Regions from separate parts of the Mus musculus genome. Here region 1 is linked to region 2. Evidence: chromatin loops called from intact Hi-C (ENCODE). Cell type or tissue: heart. All regions are shown on one strand. Region 1 overlaps Kdm2a (lysine (K)-specific demethylase 2A). Region 2 overlaps A930001C03Rik (RIKEN cDNA A930001C03 gene).

Region 1 (2,500 bases), 100 kb after region 2:
TATCAGCTGCCATGCTTGGCCTTTGTATGGAGATCAGGAGAGAATGTAGAAAAAATAAAAGGAAGCAGCAGTAAAGCAAGCGGGTGAGTTAAGGGGAGGCTTCCAAAGGACTCCAATCGTATGAAAATCACACAGAACTTCTATTTATCAAGAATTACTAGGAACTATAGCTGTCAATACTGGCTGAGACACATTGTGGCCTATGTCTGAATAGACTGACAGTGTTTAGATTCTTGTTTCAGGACTTCATTCATACCTCCTCTTGTTTACCTCAAATGAGATGTTAAAATGCAGCCTCTGGGGGTCTGGAGAGATGGCTCTGACTGTGCTTCCAGAGGTCCTGAGTTCAATTCCCAGCAACCATATGGTGGCTCGCAACCATCTGTAATGGAATCTAATGCCCTCTTCTGGTATGTCTGAAGAGAGTGACAGTGCACTCACATATATTAAATCAATCAATCAATCAATCTTTTTTTTTTTTTAATGCAGCCTTGGGGCTGGAGAGATGGCTCAGCAGTTAAGAGCACTGATTGCTCTTCTGAAGGTTGTGAGTCTGAAGGCCCTGAGTTCAAATCCCAGCAACCACATGATGGCTCACAACCATCCGTAATGAGATCTAATGCCCTCTTCTGGGGTGTCTGAAGACAGCTACAGTGTACTTACATATAATAAATCAATAAATCTTTAAAATAAAATAAAATAAAAATGCAGCCTTTATAGAGCTGGGCATGGCATGTTGCTCACCTGAAATATCTACTCAAAAGGTAGAGGGTCGGTTGAGCCTAGGAGTTGCAGATCAGTCTGGTCAACAAAATAGGATCCCTTTCAAAAATACAAAGAAAATACTGAATCCAGTCTTAGAGAACAGTTATATCCATCAGTTGTGTGTAATGAGAGTTTTACAAAGTTCAGAGCTTAAATTTAATAATCTGAGCATCAACAAGAACAACAACAAAAAAGCATTGAGTCTGGCAGAGTTTTAGTCCAACCCTCCCTTTTTTAAGGCATTTGAAGGGGCTAGATTGGTGACCCAGCAGTTAAAAGCACTTGCCACTTTGCCTATTCTTTCAAGAGAATCCAAGTTTGGTAGTCAGCATCCATGTTGATTGGCTTACTCCGGCTAAGCCTGTCTCTAGCAGTCTGGCTCCCTCTTCTGGCCTAAACTCTGCACTACTCATACACATGCCCTTATACACAATTAAAAATAAGGTGCCCCACCCCTTTCTTTTTAAGGCAAGGTGACAGTTCCTGCCTATAAATGCCAAGCACTCAGAAGGCTGGAACAAGGTCGAGTTTGAGAGCAGTCTGGGCTATAGAGTAAGACCTTGTCTCAAACAACACCACTGACAAAATAGAATAATTTGGTTGGGTAGGTGTCAAAACACTATACTGATTGGAACTCTGCAACACTGGAGAACTTAGCACGTATGTCCTAGTGGCTAAGTTGCAGGTGGAATCAAAAGGAAGCAGTTTATTCTTTTATGCAGAAAGAAATTATATATTGTTACAATCTATCTGCTTCTCAGAAATAGTGAATGATGCTATAGCCATAACTACATATTTCCTTGAAGAAAAGTCCATTTTAGTGCGGTGATGAAGAACTTTCAACATTCTAAAATGTTAAGTTTTACAGTGTTGAAGAATCATAGAGTATAGAGTTAGAATGGGATTAATTGGGGAAAAAACTAGAGCATTTAAAGAGTATGAGTTTATGGATAAAGTAAATCAGCATGGAATATATATAACAAAAAGGCAGAAGGTGAAACTGTATAGTATGGCTCCATTCATAGAAGTAGCTTATTGCAAAGGGCTTTTGTTTTTTGTTTTGGGGGTTTGTTTGTTTGTTTTTTGTTTTGTTTTGTTTTGTTTTTTTCCAGACAGAGTTTCTCTGTTTGCCCTGACTGTCCTGGAACTCACTCTGTGCCACCACTGCCTGGCGCAAAGAGTTCTTAAAAGTACATTCTAAGCTGCTGTGAACAGAACACTAGAAAGATGATGACAATCAACTGGAAGAATTTAATTGGACTTTATTGCTTTGTTTATATCTGTTTTGGTTTATTTTGCTGATAAAGAATCCTCAGTGTGTATACACATATGAACCAATCATACTTTGCAACATTAAGTTAAATTATATATTATATAAAATATATCTATCAAATTGTTAAAATTAATAATAAGACTGAAAGTGGATTTCAAACATAGTAGCTAGTCACAAATCTATGAAATTCATTTATTCTGGTACTAGTCTTGTTCCCTGGGGCCTTCAAGTCCATTTGTAGAATGGGCATTCAAGTAGGCTAAGTACATATATTGTGCATTTCCTATGCACAAGGCTCAGAGCAAACTCTGAGGGAAGATGAGAGAGTTTATCCTAAATAAGGAGGAAGTACCAGTCTTCTCATTTCACCAGCTAAAACTGTCCTGGTAGATGAATCAAATTGATTATAATAACATTCCATAAATACTAACAGCTTTCAGTTTATTAATTGGGAAATCATTC
Region 2 (2,500 bases):
TGCAGCGGGGAGCTGCTTAGGAGGAGGCATCTTCCAGGTCCTGTCCTGCAGGACAAAGACCTGGGTCTGCTTACCTGCAGTATGAGAAGTCACTGTACTCTCGGGGCCTCAGTTTCTGCAACTGAAAATGAGAGTTTTAGACAAGTTAGCTCACAAAAGGCTCCTCACACCTCCAGCTTTATGTTTTTAAATTTTAAAGATTTTTCATTTTACATTTAGATTTTGCTTGAATGTCTATGTACCATGTGTCTGCCCCCTGTCCACAGAGGCCAGAAGAGAGCATAGAATCCCCTGAAACTGGAGTTACTGGCTGTATGCTACCCACCTGGTGCTGGGAACCGAACACAGGTCCTCTGCAAGAGCAACAAGTGCTCCGAGCCACTGAGCTGTCGCTCTGCCTTCCTGTCTCTCTCTCTCTCTCTCTCTCTCTCTCTCTCTCTCTCTCTCTCTCTCTCTCTCTCTCTCTCCCTCTCTCTCTTTTTAAGATACAGAGCCTCACAGATATGGAGGTAGTCTCAAATTCACTATATAAGCCAAGCACAGTGGCACACGCCTTTAATCCCAGCATTTGGGAGGCAGAGGCAGGCAGATCTCTGAGTTGGAGGCCAGCCTGGTCTACAGAGTGGGTTCCAGAATAGCCAGGGCTACAGAGAGACCTTGTCTTAAAAAGAAAAAAAAAATCACTTTGTAGATAAGGATAACACCAAACTCCATTTTCTCCTGCCTCTGCTTCCCACATGCTGTGATTAGAGACATTTGTTACCACCCTGGCAGAATTTTTGAAGATTATGCATGAACAAACTCTGGAACTCAATGATGGGGTCTAAGGCTTAGCTCCTCCAACTTCCAGCCAGACCTTAGTCAAGCTATTTCTCCTCTTCCAGCCTCTTGTTTCTTCATTTTTCAAAGGTGCATAGGAATCATATATACGTCAAAGGACAGACTAAAATGTCATGTGCCAAGTGTCTGGCACACAACAGGTGCTAGGTTTATGTGAGGGCAAAGTTTTGAGTGGCATAGTCTGTGCTGAGCCCAAGGGCTTCTGGAATCTGATGATTGGAACTAAAGAGAGAAGCCATGAAGTGCACACACAAAGGCTTGAGGAAATCTACCCAAGCCTTCCCAAAGGCAAGACCATATCCACACAAACACCCAGTACCCTAGGCCAGGAACCCCAGAGGAAAGCCCAAGGAATAACCTGCAGAGAGCAGAGCGGCCACACGGTGGCAGTAAAGAATCAGAACAGCCTGTGATGCCTAGCTGCAGGGGATTATAGAAGGGGGGCCAGAAAATGGGGCAGAAAGTTAGGTTTGTTCTTGGAGCAAGTAGAGAGTGGAAGGTAATGACTTCTTTGCAGAACACACCCCCGCCTCTTGTCACATGTTGTGTGCACTTCTCCTTCATCTGTTTGCTTATTTATGCACTTATTATTCTTTTTGAGACAGGGTCTCACTACATAATCATGGCTGGCCTGGAACTTGCTATGTAGACCAGGCTGTCCTTGAACTCACAGAAAACCACTGCCTACTGAGTTCCTGGGGTTACAGGCATGTGCCACCACAGCACTCAGCCATTTGGCCAGCCTTGTTCTTTCAAACCCCCTTTTCCGTCCTTCTCTTCTTCCTTCCTGCCCCCTCTGCTTCCTCTGTCCTTTACTCCCTCTTTTCTTCACTTATCCTTTCCTTTCTCTTGCTATGTTTGTCCAGCCAGCCTGTCAATTAGACATAATATCCGGAACCACAGCTGGCGCCAGTCTGAGATAGTCTGGGGTACAGAAATGGGTCAGCTGTGGCCCCTGCTCTGAGGGGGTCATGGCTCTGCTGGAGACCTGCAGCACCAATAACAACATTCCAGACCGTTGCTGGCCCCACCTCCCCGGCCACTCTGAGGCCTCCAGGGCAGTCACATGCTACACGGGGTTCATAAAGGATTCTCGGCTTGGAATTGATGGGGCCTGAAGGGGGGCTGAGTCACTCACGGCCGGAAGTCAGCAGCAGCCACAGTAAACAGAAAAACAGCAAACAGCAAGCACCCCAGTGAGGCCAACTGTGTGGCCACCCCACCCCACTCCAAAAATAAACGTCAGGAAAACATTGTAGTCCAGAGTCCAGCAATGTCAGATTTGGGGAAATTCCTGGCTACCAGGGCAGATGGCCATGGGTCAGTGACTGACTGATACGCTTTTCCCAGGAGCCTGAACATAGAATGTTGATGAGGCTGGCCCAATCCAAGCAGCTGCCTCCCTCTGGGGTTCAATCCCCAAGTCTCCAAAACAAGAAGTAGAAACCTACTTCACAGTGTGAGAGCTGACAGCAATAATGTACAAGAACTGAGATTTGGGGACAGCCGTAGGGTCCCCCTTAAGAAGTCACCAGTTTCCTTCTCTGCAAAATGGAACTAGCAAATCCTGCCTCCTGGTGGACAGTCCCTGAATAGCAGCTATCACCCATTAGTATGTGTTGTTATTATGAGGTATACAAAGAAACTATAACGTGTGACA

What was found. Hi-C counts contacts between places; a loop is a spot of excess contacts. Peaks named below come from ENCODE experiments on the same cell type or tissue, not always from the same donor. Only the 100,000 strongest peaks of a DNase experiment are listed, where the experiment ranks them.
Region 1: a loop joins it to region 2, with 4 times the contacts of the local background. A loop is called at or near these places in 6 of 42 quality-filtered maps.

Annotation. Positions count from the first base shown.
Region 1 is chr19:4,337,051-4,339,550 of GRCm38, reverse strand. All of the region lies in intron 12 of Kdm2a (lysine (K)-specific demethylase 2A), which reads left to right. Among named protein-coding and RNA genes, the nearest start is that of Grk2, 32 kb to the right of the region's middle. In heart, a CTCF peak has its summit at 1,150 (motif pointing left); a DNase peak (open chromatin) is centred at 1,170.
Region 2 is chr19:4,441,363-4,443,862 of GRCm38, reverse strand. A930001C03Rik (RIKEN cDNA A930001C03 gene) reads right to left here. Exons shown (of 3, transcript NR_045990.1): 2 at 75-121. Among named protein-coding and RNA genes, the nearest start is that of Rhod, 3.2 kb to the right of the region's middle. In heart, CTCF peaks have their summits at 1,210 (motif pointing right) and 2,417 (motif pointing left); DNase peaks (open chromatin) are centred at 1,222 and 2,002; H3K4me3 peaks cover 389 bases; H3K27ac peaks cover 954 bases.